Regions from separate parts of the Mus musculus genome. Here region 1 is linked to region 2. Evidence: chromatin loops called from intact Hi-C (ENCODE). Cell type or tissue: left cerebral cortex. All regions are shown on one strand. Each heading gives the region's core, and the rest is flanking DNA. Links, peaks and the distances in the headings are about the cores only.

The links. A loop is a pair of places that touch in the nucleus more often than their neighbours do. Peaks named below come from ENCODE experiments on the same cell type or tissue, not always from the same donor. Only the 100,000 strongest peaks of a DNase experiment are listed, where the experiment ranks them.
Region 1: a loop joins it to region 2, with 14 times the contacts of the local background. A loop is called at or near these places in 13 of 42 quality-filtered maps.

Annotation. Positions count from the first base shown.
Region 1 is chr15:53,778,851-53,786,711 of GRCm38, forward strand. The region is part of intron 2 of Samd12 (sterile alpha motif domain containing 12); the gene reads right to left. Among named protein-coding and RNA genes, the nearest start is that of Samd12, 120 kb to the right of the region's middle. In left cerebral cortex, for the core only: no CTCF peak of the experiment used is centred there; a DNase peak (open chromatin) is centred at 3,608.
Region 2 is chr15:52,501,743-52,509,603 of GRCm38, forward strand. No RefSeq gene overlaps it. Among named protein-coding and RNA genes, the nearest start is that of Gm23267, 6.0 kb to the left of the region's middle. In left cerebral cortex, for the core only: a CTCF peak has its summit at 3,869 (motif pointing right); a DNase peak (open chromatin) is centred at 3,856.

The DNA of each region.
Region 1 (7,861 bases), core at 2,257-4,756, 1.3 Mb after region 2:
AAGACCTGTTTCTGATTGCTTGGGCATACTGTAGATTCTTATTAATCCCACTCCATATCCATTTCTCTGTCTGTACAATGGATTTAACAATAACAATCTCCTTTGGGGATCTAGGAAAAATCAAATGAGATAGTATGTGCAGAATATCACGGAATATGCCATACACAGATGCTAAATGTTAGCTACTATTAATATGAAGTTGTGAGATTTTATTACTAAATAATACAATTTGTGTGTTAAGGGGCTCACAGTAGATGATCGCTTCTCAGAATATTTCTTCTTACTAGCCTTATGAATACAGAAGAATGCTAACAATCACAAACATTTGTGAACAATGTGCTATTTTGATAACATATTTAATAAAGGATATAAATGTTGTCAAACATGGAGATCAATAGAAGAAAGCAGATAGAAAGTACTAAGGAGATCTAAAATGTCAGGGATTTCAATAGAACTTACTTAAGAGTTAATAATGAAAAAAATGATGAAACCATCTATAGAATATGAAACAATTAAAAAAGGGAAACAGAAATAGGATGGCTCAGTTGGTAAATTCTTTGCCATGCAAGCACAGGAACCTGCATTTCGATCATTTTTATGGATGAAAAGCAATCACAGCACTCACATTTGCAAACCCTCAGCCCTGGGGTAATTTTGAATCCCTGAAGCTCATCGGTCAGCTAACCTGCAAGTTTGTGCTATGTAAGCTTAGTGAGAGAACGTGTCTCAAAAATTAAGATGGAAAACAATAGAAGTCATCTGATCTGATAATGACCTCTGTCCTCCATATGCACATGGGTGGGCACACACACACACACACACACACACACACACACACTATGTAACACACATGTACTACATATGTATATGTATATATATATGTATATATATAACATATATAACACACACATGTATATATATATATATATATATATACATAGAACACATATACACACTAGCAACAAAAGAATCACAGTGTGAATTGAAAAGAATAGAAAGTAGTACCTGATAAACTGAAATAAGGCAGAGACTATGCTATAGAAGGAACTATCACCATATACACATAAGTCTTTCTCAGGGCCCACAGGCTTATGAGTAAAGCTGAGACAAAGCATATTTGCTTTAAAGAAAGGTATTTGAAATCCATTTATTCTTTTCAATGACCCCACAGTCTCCACTTAAAGACCCTGTATAAAGCACAATATGCTATTTCCTTGAAGACAGGCTCATTAGTATGGTACATAAAAGAAAAAGGAGAATGACATAGTGTTCACAATGAAATATAAAATAAAATAAAACAGTGTACACTAATACATTTAAGATCTGCTCGATAGGCATGTTATGCCTGTAACATTTACTACTTTACAATGCTCCTAAAGGTCCGTGAATGGCTCCAGGCATGCCAGCAAATCAAACTGGGAGATCTACTGCCCTGAATTTATACTAATGTCACTGTATCGTCTCTTCCGCTCTCCTCTGAAACCCATGCTTCCAGTTTTATAATAACACACACATATATTACCCAAGCTTTGCATCTTAGAAAAGTTAGTGTTTATGTTTAAAACTCCTTGGCAGGAGACAGAAAAGCATAGGAAATATGAATAACATTAGAAATAGCAATAATATTGCTAAAATATGTCGTAACAGAAAGGAACGTATCCGCAGAGTTCAGAGTTATAGATTTTATTCATTCAGTAAGTATAGATGTTGTTATACATGTAAGAGAAACTATAAACATAAATAGGTGAAAGATAAACACAATGCAATTTCTCAAAGAGAAGTGCATCATGGGATATGGAAAATGCTTATCACAGATGCTCAGTGACCTGCTAAATTCATTCTCCATTCTCACACTCTCTGGTGCTTAACCAGGTAAGAATGTGTACCTGCCAGTGTATGTTAGATTATCCTGCAGTATTAATGCCCAGATTTTAGTATGATTTAATATTAAATTGATTTTATTTGTTGACCAGAGTACATGTCTTGATTTGAAAGAAATGCCCCCGACAGGCTCATGTTCTTAGACATCCTTGGCTGCGGATAGTGCTGTGTGAGTGTGTTGTAGAACTTTGGCGATGTTGAGCTTAGATCATAGATATAGGCTACTAGATATAGATAGAGGATACGGTCCAGCCCTGCTTCTGGTCTTACTTGTCCTTCATGGTTGACAACCATGTGAATAAACCAGAAGTCAGGCAGCCAACGAAAGAGCACAAACATCAGGCATCACTGCCAACGTGGACTGTGCTTCCTGACACCTGAAGCCACAGTAATCCTTTTCTTCTTCACATCATCTTTGACACAGCAAAGAGAAGAGTAACTAATATAGACACGTAGTTAACTCATGGTCTCAGAGAGGCAGAGGCACATCTTGATACAGGTTTCAGTGATTAACACGGACAAAGGAAAGACTCGTTAGGTTAGCCTCTACCTGAAAGCCAGAGCATTCAGCCACACATCCCCTTCACTTACAGCTAATTAGCTAGAATCACCCAGCCAATAGGAGATCAGAAAGTTCTGGCTCTAGGAGCCCAGAAGAAAAGGAGGAGAAATGTTAGTTACCTACAACCAATGATTACCAGTGGTCTACTTTAACATACAAGTAGAAATTGATTGATTTCAAGCTCCAATATTAGCCACATGCCCACTAAGTCACTTGATCTTTCAAACCAAAATCATATTACACTAATATACTTCATTCCTATTTTCAATAGTGGTCCTGCAGCTTCTCTGGTGTGCTTATAAGTGAACATCCATAAACACCTTAGAAACGCAGTGCTGGATATAACTTGCATGTGTTCCAAGAGGACATTGTCTGGAGGAACTAGAGAAAAACTTGAAAATTGGAATCTGCTAAATGATCCCTGTGGATAAAAGAACAATTTGTGAATCTTGGCCAAAGCCTTCTGCACTATCAAGATGAAATCTAAGAACTTCAAATATCCCTTCCTTCAGTAATGAAAAACTTAAAAGGATTTGACCTCCTCCACCTCAGAGTCTCAAGATAATCAAGAAAGTGGTCAGGTGCAGCCAGCAGCCACAGAAAACTGCCCTTACCACAGTTTACTGGGAGCCTTTCTTGTCTTCTCTTTGCTACTCATGTCAGAGTAGATGTTGAATTTAGCCCCAAGAAACATACCATGTCTTCCAACGCTGTGCTTGTCATTGGACATTGGACTTCTCCACCTTCTCTGTCTCTGTCTCTCTCTCTCTGTCTCTGTCTCTGTCTCTGTCTCTCTCTGTGTCTCTCTGTCTCTCTCTCATTTCTTTCTACAGAAATAGTTCTTGCGTTGGATTAAGGTAGTATTCTGAACACAGGAATGTGCTTACTGGGAGCCCATTCCTGACTCCTGCCTCTATGGTCAGTAGAGCCTTGGAGCCTTACTGGATTTCTACATAACTTTGTCCACACTACAATCAGATGCAGGGTGGAGTGAGGGCCTCATTTTTTTTTTTTTTCATTTTCAATGGCCCTCCTTAAAAAGCTTCCAGCTGACTAGTATTGTGTATTTTGCAGCCAATCTTGCATGAACTCTTTTTATAATCTGAAGTTTCCCTTTGCCTACTCTTTCTAAACTGCAGTTTCTAGAGCTGTCAGTCTCATGTCCAATTCTTCCAAAATCTTGCTTCTTACAAAACTAGCCTGGGAAACATTCCAAAACATAGAAAGGCTTAAATATATCTTAAGTATCCTCATCACGCACAGAAAAAAAAGCAAATACAGAAGTATATATGTTAATTAGCTTAATTCAGTCAGGCTACAACATATACTTAATTTAAAATGCAGTGTATACTACAAATATTGCACTGTTTTTATTTCTCAGTAAATCATAATTAAACATTTAAAAACTATAAATTTCTGGCCTTCAGAAGATTTATTAAAATCATTTCCTGGATGTGGCCTGAGACTCTCTCCAGCTTGGACTCCAGCTCCGTGAGTGGTAGCTAGAAAGCATGTTTATTTAAGTGTTCATATGTCAGAATGGCTTGCTTCCACAATTTTATGCCAATTTCATGCTGGGACCAGTGTTATACCTCTCAAATGTTTACATGGATACAGATAACCTCTTTAAAAATGCTTGTTGAGATTCAGCAGGTGAGAGCTGTAGTACACCATGTATTGGTAAGTAGTCACAAGCTATTTGTACTTACTAGGAATCCAGTTGTGAATGTGGGGTAGATAAGACACCCAAGCATGTTTGTATCAAAGTGTCCTCTAGGGCCCTTGTCTGGGGGATGGGCTGGCGCCTATCCCTGCAATAAGGAGAAAGATTACTTTCTAGTTTTAGAAAACTATCCACGAGTAGTAATAATGTGTCCTTGAGAACAACTAGCCAGAAAAATTACTTTCTATCAGAGATTACTATTAATTATTATATGATATAAGATGCCTACATTGAAGACTGGAGAGATAGCTCATTGGTTATATCTAGTACATACCTGTAGCCACTGTTCTGAGGAAAGTTGGAGACAGGAGAGATTGATTGCTCAGGCATTTTGTCTAACAGATTAGTGAAGAACACTTGAGTCCCACATTTGAGGAGAGACTATTTCTCAAAGGAATAAGCAGAGGGAGACCAAGGAAGGTATTTGAAGCTTTGTTCTGGTCTGCGCAAACATGGAAGGCACCCATCTAAACACATAGGTGCACATACACTTATACACAAAGAAGTTAATGAATAAATGCTTTTTTTTTTCAGTGTCTACAGTGACAGCAGAAAATCATAAGATCATCATGGAGAGACTTTGAACTGGGAACTCCAGCTTGACTGTCTCTTCCCTAGGGAGTTTCTGCTGGAAGTTGTTTGTAAGTTGATATGCTACCTTTGTTTGCTTTCTCAACAAGGCAATTCCAATCATCTCTGGATGCTGTAAGCACCTGATTTGATGATGTTCTTCCTCCCTATCTGCCTTTTGCTATTTGTCCTTTATCTGCTACATGCCTAACAGAAGTCACTCATTTGAAACTGAAAAAGAATGAGGAGTTCAGATCAATCTCTGGACCAGAGAAAACAGGAGTAAGTACCAGGCTGATGCATTTCTAACAAGCTTCGAGGCTGTTGGCATGCAGATCACTTTAAACTAGCTCATTAGTTTATTTATTAGGGGACTACTTTAAAACCTCATCTTATAAGAATTTTATTATAGCAGCCAAAAAGAATCTTTCATTATCCTGAATATATAAATAAATATAAGTTCACATTTATAACATCCCTTTATTATAAAGCCAGTCAATTCATGAGACCAGTGAGACTGTTTGATGAATACGTAATTGTGGCTAATGCGAGACAAATGCACATTAGCATTAGTGTTTTCTTTTTGCATATTGTTTTGCTGATGAATGCCCTGACTTGCAGAGATGAAAACAAGCATTTACAACTACCAAGCAGCCTGTCTCCCAATCTCAGGTTAGGTGTCAGGGAAGCAGACATGAGAGGAAGGGCGTTTATTTCTCATGAGTGTTGCAAAAGCCGGAAAAGTTAAAGCACTAGTGGTCTCCTGTGTATTCCAATTTCAAAGATACTGAAGAGGACATTTTCATTCAGATCCAGGGTGAATAAGACAGGCACAATTACATTCAAAGCAAGTACCTACTGAACATCTCAGCCACCTCTGTGATTCTGAAAGATGGCTGTAAAACCATCCTAGTAAACAGATTCTGTAGGCTTTCCCAACATAGATGCATAGTCGATAGATGCAACAACTTTGGAAATGGAAAGAAGAGGTGAGAGTAGCCAGGGTCTGCAAAATTATAAGAAGAGAATAACTTTAGTCTTTTCTCGGCAATAAGACAAACACACAGGTTGGTATTCAGAGTGTCAGAATAAAGATTTTCCTGTATCCCTTCAATCTGCATATTAAAGTTTGAGCCCAAACAATGCATTTTCCAGAATAAGGCACCACGGTGTCAAGCACTATAAATAACCACGCAGTGCAGAAAAGGAGAGAGTCTGTATCCATGTACGAGGCAGAGATATTAAAAGCGTCAAGGTAATGATTTTTTTATGTCCAATGGTTGATTGTGCCTCAATATTAAAGAGGCTGGTGGCTTTTAATGATGAAAAAATTATGCAAACATTAAAAAACAATTTCATATAATTATTTGGAGTTTGCTTTCGTTTTACAAACAACAATTTAAAACAAATCCATTAAGGCTGTCTGTGTGGAGTCAGAGGAAATGTATCATGCATTGCAGTTTGGTTTCATACCAGAAAATAAGCTCTACTCCCAATACTGCATCATAAAGGAAAATTAAGAGCCCTTGGTGATTACTCCTGGGACTGGGAGCGAGCCTTTAATGAGGCAAGTTCTTTGATAGAAAGTGTTAGGGTGGTTTGTTCATTTAACAAACTTTATGAAATGCTGATATGTGCTCACTTCTCAGGAGCCAGCATTACATATATCATTTACTTGTAGTTTTATCCATTTCTTCCCAATGAAATAACATTTCAATGTGCAGCTCAGGGCATAAGGTTCACCAATCCTCCTGACACAGCCTCCAGAGTGCTGAGGTTATAGGTGTGTGCCATGGGGCACAGCAGCCCAGCCATGAACACACCTATAACATACTCTTACTTGACAATAGAAAACTGCCAAGAAAGCTTCATTATCATGAAACAAAGCTCGCAGAGATATAACACCATGTTTGCAAGACGATGCCTTCTCTTAGTTTCTGAGGAACTCAGGAGAAAATGCTTTGAGGCTAGACATTAATCAGAAACCAAGCGCCACCTAGAGGCAGGAGGGAGAACGCCAAGATTACCTCTATCTGCATCTTGACTTGTAAATATGTCCTCTTTTCGGCCCAAGGTAACAAGCAAATAACATAAGCACCTGATCATAACTAAAATAAAAATGAATACTGTTTCAGAGTAGCTGTCTAATATGATTTTTAAGAGTCTGTTTAAAACAGAAAATAACACTGAGTTACAGTTCAAGGATAGTATGATGTTGGAAATGAAGAGAATTTTTTGAGTTGCTTATATCAGATGGTGACTAGACTGCAAACCTTATCAAATGGTCTTAAAGGCAATATCCTGAAAGAGATTCTAAATGAAGCTATCCCCAAATAGCCTATAGCATATATTTTCCTTGGCCGACTTCTATCCCTGCTACAATTTACATCAACCATTCCTCATCTTTAGTATTTTTATTAGTTCTTAAAGAGTTCCATACACTGAGTTCCACTCATATTCACCTCTCCCTCACCTCTTTGCACATCCACTTCCCTTCTCTACCCACCCAACTGTATGCCCTTAGTTTCTCTTTTTATAGCCTTCAAGACCAACTTGTGCTATTTAAATATTCTTTGACACGTGGCCTTCCACCGTAGCATTGTTGATTTTACCAGGGGCTACATTCTGAGAGAAAACTGTCTCCCTATACCAGCAGCTAACAATTGCCAAGAGTTCCATGGTAAAGCGTGGAAATTCACACCCATCTCTTCTCTCCATATTGGGATTTGGCCTGGCTTTGAGCATGCTCTTTCAGTCACTGGGAATGCTCATATGCAGCTTCCCCATGTGCCAAAACGGTATTTCCTGGTAGTCACCCAACACCTTTATCTCTTAGACTTGTTTTGTCCCCTCTTCCACACTGATCTCTGTGCCTCGGGGGAGAGGATATGGTGCATATGTTTCCTTTAAGCCTGCACATTCCTCAATCTCTTCTCCGCACCTAGTCCAGTTGTGAGTTTTTAAGTTAGTCACCATTTACTGCAAATAGAAGCATCTCAGATGGGGGTTGAGTGATGAATTGATCTATGGGTGTACTGAAAAGTCGTTAAGAGTTGGTTTATACTGTATCCATTTAGTAAAGATACAGTAGGCTGTTCCCTCATCACAGATTCTTGACCTGGTAA
Region 2 (7,861 bases), core at 2,361-4,860:
TTAAACTCAGAACTAGAAAAAGAGAAACAATAAAAAAAATAGGAAAAGAAAATACTGAACAAACTTGAAATGAACAGTGATAGAGGAAAGATTTTGAGAATTAACACAAACGTTATCAGGAGAGCATGAGTTTCTGGATGGGACAATGTCAAATGTTCAGAGATCAAATATAATAAAAAGAATTAATTGAATAAAAAGGTAATTCTTTAAGAAAATCGATAAGATTCACAAACCCTTATCTGAAGTAATTAAAAGGCAGACAGAGAATATCCAAATTAATAAAGTTAGAGATGAAGGGACGCCTAAGAACAGACACTGAGGAAATGCAGAGAATGATAAGGTCACTGTAAACTGCAAGATCTAAAGGAAATGGGCAATTTTCTCAATATATACCAAAGTCAAGGCAAGTTCAGATAAGCAATTTAAATAAATCTATTGCTCCTAGTGAAATAGAAGTAGTAATTAAAAATCTCCCAGCCATAAAAAGCCCAGGGCCAGATGGTTTTATTGCAGAATTCTACTAAACTTTAAAAGAAGAGTTAATCCCAATACTTTTCAAATTATTCTACAAAATAGAAACAGAAGAAACATTGCCGAATTCTTTTTTTAAGAGACCATACTCCGATCTTAAAACTCACAAAGAGGAAAACATATTCTGCTGATAGCTCTTTCTAAGAGTTTAAGAAATAAACAAAAACAAACAAAAACCTCTAATTAAGCTTCTACTTGAACTTGGAGAACTGATCCAATCTTGTTTCTGTAAAAGCCGTGGAAACTTTCATTCTCCTGATTTCTGTGTCTGCGACTACAAACCATTAAAAAACTAAGTCTCCGAGCTGCCAGAAACCTTGCAGGAGACTTAAATTCCCTCCCACTGCCGTCTGCTGCACGTGTGCATGCCTCACTGGTGTATAAGTGCACACACACACAAATTATATTATTACTTTTTATTGTAAGCAGGCAAACATTGCCCAGTCAATGAGTTTTTATTGATTGTATTCGTATTTCTGCAAGTTGAAATTGACATCAATAGCCCCGTGTCAATTGAATCTTGCCATCTGCTAGATGGTCAATACCAGTCTAGTTTCAAAAAGAGGTTCAAGAAACACAAGATGAATGTGTGCCCATATTGTGCATGTTGTTGAAGCTTTGGGTGCAGCACAAGCCAGACAGCAGCTTCCTTGCCTTCTACCAAGATTTTTAGAGCAGCTTGTGTGCAGTCTTTGAGAGCCCCGAAAACATGGGGTTGGTGTTCTTATAGGGTTTGAACTTACTTACTAAAAATCTGCTCAGACCATAGTAGACTAGAGCTGAAGTGGGGAAAGGGTTAAAATGTAGCACCGGTAGGAAATGAGTAGCTAAGTGTCTTAGTTAGGGTTTTACTGCTGTGAACAGACACCATGACCAAGGCAAGTCTTATAAAGGACAGCATTTAATTGGGGATGGCTTACTGGTTCAGAGGTTCAGTCCATTATCATCAAGGTGGCAGCATGGCAGCATTTAGACAGGCACGATACGGGAGGAGCTGAGAGTTCTACGTCTTCATTTGAAGGCTGCTAGTGGAAAACTGACTTATAGGCAGCTAGTATGAGGGTCTTAAGCCCATGCCCACAGTGCCCTACTCCAACAAGGCAACACCTTCTAAAAGGGCCACTCTCTGGGCCAAGCATGTACAAACTATCACACTGGGCAAACACAGACTCAGGTTTCAGTACTCAAGTGTGATTAGGCGGTTGTCTAAAAGTCTAAATTATGGAACAATCATGCCAGTTTTTACCAGCAATGCAATAAATAAACAGTAAAGAATCTATATAAAAATTATACTTTTGCTCATTCAACTCTCATTCACTCGTTTAAGCATCAGACAGGAGTCTGGCTGACATGGGGTTTGGTGTATATATTTTGTAGTTCTTTATAAACCCTGCATGTCAATACCATGTTTGATGCGTAGTTGGAAACGATATAGGCTTACTCTCTGCTTGAGTAGTGGCTTCCTTTGCTGTGTGGAATCTTAATTTCCTATAAACCTGTTTGTCATTCTTGACATTACCCCCGTTCCGTACCATTCCTGTCTAGAGAGTGTCTGCCCAGGCCCCGACTTGGAATTATTTCACCTGTATTTTCTTCTTGCCATTGTTTCAGAGTTTCAAATCCCGAATTCAGTTCTTTAATCTACTTTTGAGTTTGTTTTTGTTGTCTTGTTTTTTTGTTTGTTTTTGTTTTGAGCTGTGTGAGGGGAATGGCTTAGTTCCATTCTTCTCGTGTGAAAGCCAGTTTCCCCAGAGCACAGAATAATGAAAGCGTCCTTTATGCGATCTGCGCTTCTGACACCTTTTCCAGAATGAGGTGGGGATAGCTATGGTTTGCTTCTGGTTCTTCTGCTTTATTTCATTGCCGCACAGCACATGTTTGTCTCTGTGCCAGGACCCCGCTCTCTTTGTTACTCTGGCTCTGCAGTGTGATTTGAGTTCATGTATTGTAGTGACTCCAGTATTGCTTTCTGCTGAGGGTGGGTTTGGTTCCTCGTGCTATTTTGTATCTCTGTGTCAATTTTAGGATTCCATCTGTTATTTAGTCCTGTGAAGAATGTTATCAGGGATCCATCCCATAATCAGCCTCCAAACGATGACACCATTGCATATACTAGCAAGCGTTTGTTGCAAGGACCATGATATAGCTGTCTCTTGTGAGACTAGGCCGGGGCCTAGCAAACACAGAAGTGGATGCTCACAGTCAACTATTGGATGGATCACAGGGCCCCCAATGGAGGAGCTAGAGAAAGTATCCAAGGAGCTAAAGAGATCTGCAACCCTGCAGGTGCAACATTATGAACTAACCAGTACCCCAGAGCTCTTGACTCTAGCTGCATATGTATCAAAAGATGGCCTAGTCAGCCATCACTGGAAAGAGAGGCCCATTGGACAGGCAAACTTTATATGCTCCAGTACAGGGGAACACCAGGGCCAAAAAATGGGAATGGGTAGGTAGGGGAGGGGGGGGGGACTTTTGGGATAGCATTGGAAATGTAATTGAGGAAAATACGTAATAATAATAAAAAAAGAATGTTATCAGGAATTTGATGGGGATTGCATCAGATCTGCAGACGAATTTCCCATCCCATATTTAGAATGCAAAATGATTTCCACAACTTGGACTAACAGTAAATGCCATTTGTGTTCTGTGAAGATTCTCATGGGAGATAAAGAGTGTCTGAGCTTCCTGCAGGACCCTGGTCTGTTAGGAACCGACACGCCACTGAGCATCCAATAACTGAAGAGGATTTATTTTCTCCTAGTAATAAAGAACTGGCAAATATTTCATTCACATCATCCCCTCTAATCATCACAGAGACCTTCCGTGATTGGAATATTGCTCTAGTTTTACAGACCAAAATTCACATTATTTTATAATTTATTCAGATGCATGCAGCTGGTAAGTAGCTGAACTGGGATTCTAATGAGTTTCATCTGACCCTGAGTCATCTCCTGTGTCTCAGCTTTCCAAATGACAGGGTGCATTTGTATTCTCCATATTACGGTTTAAAATGGCAGTAAATACTGATTTATCTCTCTTTATTTGGAGTTATTAAGAAAAATATTATTTACTGATCAAAGACAAGTCACCTAGCTTCAAATTTATTCACTTAGAGTGCAAAGAACAAATCGAAAAGATAGGCTGAGCTCAGTGTGTCAACGTAAGGGTTCCAAGTGCTCCCGATAGGAGGCTCTGTATAAGAGAGTCTACGGTTAGGAGAGAGAGACCCAAACTTAACGGGTTCTTCTTATGCATTTGGTACCACTGAACCTTTCAAATACCGGCTGTTTTGTTTGCTCTTAATATTTAGACTTAATTTCTAGTCTGACCACAAGATGGCATCACTCTCCAACAGTTAACCTACACTGGGTAGGGTCTGAGGTGCAGATGCTCCGCAGGCAAACAAAACAAACAAAAAACCAAAATACAGTTAAAAACCAAACCAAAACAGTAAAGGCAGAGCCCTTCATGCCTCTTTTACATCATCATAGTTTTAAACGGTATTTTAAAGTTTATTATAAAAAGTTCAAAAAAAAAGCATAAATTAACCAGATCTAAAGAGTATAAAACTTAATAAACTTCTTTCTATACATTATAGTAACCAATCAAAACACAATCTATGGAGGGAATCCCCTGTGAATTTTATGATTTCACTGTTTTTTAAAATAAAATTTAAACACTTTTTAAACTTTTATCACCAAAGATAAAAATCTGTAACAAAGTTAAACTATTCATTGCCTGCATTCAGTCCTTCCTCACCTATACTATTTAGCCTTCTCGTTCTCCCCTGTGCATATAATGTACCCACAACCACATTTGTTTTCACGAATCATTCATCATTGGCTAGATTGTCCATACGAGGAAGAATATGCCGGGTTTTTCTATATTATTTTGCCAAAAAAGTCTACACTAAATGAGCAGACTATTTTAAAATGAATTTCAGAAATAAAGAAAATGAGCAATCCTGTTGTAATTCTAATTTCAGTTAAATATTAAATATGAAGTGATCACTTCCCAGAGAAAAATCGCACAGCAAGCCATTTTCATGGAAAAAACTTTCTTTTTATTTCAAGATATCTAGGAAAGAACAATGACGGCTTTCCTCTCAAAAATTTTTTCTCATGTTTGGGGTGAGCTCACGCTTTTTAGAGGTGGGAATGGGTGGGGGGGGGGGACGTCTAGAGATAGTCCAATGGCCTGAATTTCTATTATGGGTTTCCAGCTGGCCTCAATCATCGAATCAGAACACAGATATGCAAAAGGCACATTTTATGTAGACAAACTAACATGATGAGTCCACACACTTCCAACAATCTAGCGCATTGCACCGTGCTTCCCTTCCCACAGCCAAACCCGAGAGAAAGGTCTCTTGCCTTCCCTCCATCTCCTCTTCAGCAGCAAAACTTCCACAGCCAGCTCTGCTGTGTCTCCCGGTCACGTAACTTCTCTCTACAGACACATTTGATTAAAGGTATCAGATCAGCATCGACACCTTCGCTGGGTAAGGTCAGAGAAGCCAGCTTCTCCCACACAAGAGAAAATCTATACCTTCGTTACAAACCATGCTACCCTAGGCGACAAAGAAAAAGTATTCTGAGGGTGGGGCAGGCCGGCAAGTTTGATAGTTTGTTCTAGACAGCACACATTTCCCATTTTTCAAAGCTTGATGAACCATAGTGATAATACTAGATAAAAAAATATAAGTTCAGGATTTTTTTCTTTCCTTTCTTTTTTCTTCTCCTTCCTTTTATTCTCTCACACCCCAAACTTCTCTTCCTCACTTGAAAGCTATCTGCATTTGCTGGGAGCCTGGCTTCAGGTTCCATGACGAAGCACGAGCTCCCCCTACCGACGTTCTTGAAGAAAGACAGGATCTGTCACTCTCCACCACAGATTTTTTTTTTTTTTTTTTCTTCTCTCCTAAATTTGGTCCAACTAGTAGAAAATTATTTAAATACGTGCACACTTGAAAATTCTTGTGTTTTGAGGGAGGATTCGATTTTCACTTCTGGAGAAATATTTTAGCCAGCGTATTAATGCAAATGCTTTCATTCCCATGAAAGCTATAACAGCACTCCATTCAGAGACAGTACGGTTTAGAAGTCTTTTACCAGGCTGTGTGTTCCAGCATGAAATTGATGTAAAACTCAGTAGTTTAAAAGAAAGTGCTCTGCCATTTCAGAAAAACAAACAAACAAACAAACCCCCAAGAATTCAGAATCCTGCTGGCAGTGGAGAATTGCCAGCAGGAACAGCAAAGAACAGGCCAGGAACCAAAATATAACACAGGAGTGATGTGTGTCACGGAAAGAGGTTGAGACTAGTCAAGCAATTATAGGTAAGGTGTCAAGTATGCATGGTTTCACTTTTATTTTCTGGACACCTTTGGCATTGGTGTTTAAATTCTGGGATGCAGTTAACATGGATTTCCAAGCTGCTTGTCATGTATTCCATGTTCTTAAATTTGGGGTTAATAAAACCCATCCAGAATAACTTTACAATCCAGATGGTGCCATACTGATGTGATACAGAAGGGCAGTGGTTTAGAGAAAGCCCAAGGATGCCTCACAGACTGTGGCTCATGAAAGATGAGTGAGAGATGTCTGGAAAGAGCTGGTGAACAAGACAGTGAGAAATGAGGGTGTGGAAGGTCAGGCCCTTAAAGTCTAAGATGTGGACAAGATGCCCAGTTGTCTGTAATGGAAACCAGTTTATTATTAAACAGATACTTCATCTGCTGGCATTTTGAGGACACTGATATAGAATCAGGCAGCACTGATAAAGGACTGGGGACCACTTAGAGGAGTCTACAGATGAGCATAAGGAACCACTGCCCTTAGCAATGAGATTCCTCTGCAGATCGATCTGAAGTTTCTTGGGCCATACCTGCACAGAGGTGTATCTTCAGAAGGATCAAGTACAAGTCCCTGGGTGAACAACACTATCCTGCCAAGGAACTCCATTTTATACCTGTGTCCAGAATGCTGATGGGGCTGCTGTATCGTGTCAGGAAACGATTATTTTGTGCATCTCATCTTGACCCCACATTTATTATTATGTTGGTGAGTAATTAAGTCACAAGAAGTGAGTTTGCACCATGGAAATTGGAAGAAGCTACAAGTAGAAGATCTTACATCACCCAGAAAGCTGATTGCTCAACACAGATCATCAGCATATTCTCATACATACCACATGCATGTACATATGTGCGCATGCATGTGTATATAGTCACCAGAGAATCTTAAGCAAAAAGAGGTGAAGTTATTTTTGTCAACTATCCTCTCCCGTATTACACTCCACAGAACCCCTTGAGCATATCCCATTATCATAGTCAGAAAGGAGATTTTCAGAGCAGGGTGAAACCTGTTATTTAAAAAAAAAAAAATAACCATTCATCTGGCACATCAGAGTCAAGAAGAGTACGTTTCAACCCTGCTATGCTTAATAAGGAGAAAAAAAAATCCCTTCTGGGTCATTACTGGAAATGTCAGCTGCTGCAGTCTGTCATCTTTCGGTTGATGGAGCATACACATTCCATTCAAGTCACTGGGCTTGACTCTCAGCTCACATCCCTTACTGTGTGGTCCATTCAGCCTGAGTGTCCTTTGCCTTATCTGTGAAAGAGAGACAACATATCCCATCCCACCAGGGCAACAATAGAATGACAGAAAGGTCATGGGTTATTAAGCCATCATCAGCTTAATAATAATAAAAAAGAAAAAAAAAGGACTACAAATAGATATTGGTCCAGTTGTCCATGTCAGTCGCTCTCTGTCTTTCACCTTTGATGAGTTAGAGAAACCCCGCTGGGACCAGGTGATGAAAGGATCAGAATCGTCCTCCTGTGGTTTAGAAGCTTACAAGCTTGTCCGTGCTATAGGTTGGTACTTGAGGAGGGTGGGGGCCGAGCCTCGCTGCAGAATCAAGTAAGATCTACAAGGCACGATGAAGTCTGGGTCTCACCGCCTCTAAAAATAAACCCCCAAAGCCAGACTTTCCAAAGGATCTCTCTAAAAGCAAATCAAAAGGACCTAGAACAGGCTTGCTCATCCCCACATGCCCTTGAATGGAAAACCTCGGTGTGCTAAGTGATAGGAAAGCGGTAGCCAGCACCGAACCAATGGCGGACACAGAATAAGATTGTACGCCTCACAGGCCTCCCTCAAGAAATAGAGAGGGAGGTGGAAAAAAAAAAGGCAGAGAGGTGAACAGGAGCATGAAAGACCTTTTTCATTCCCAATTAAGTGTGGAATGAAAGAATGTGATCCGTGCGAAAAAGAACACGGCTGCTGCTGGCAGCGGTGAATGCCGAGCACCGTTTTAATAT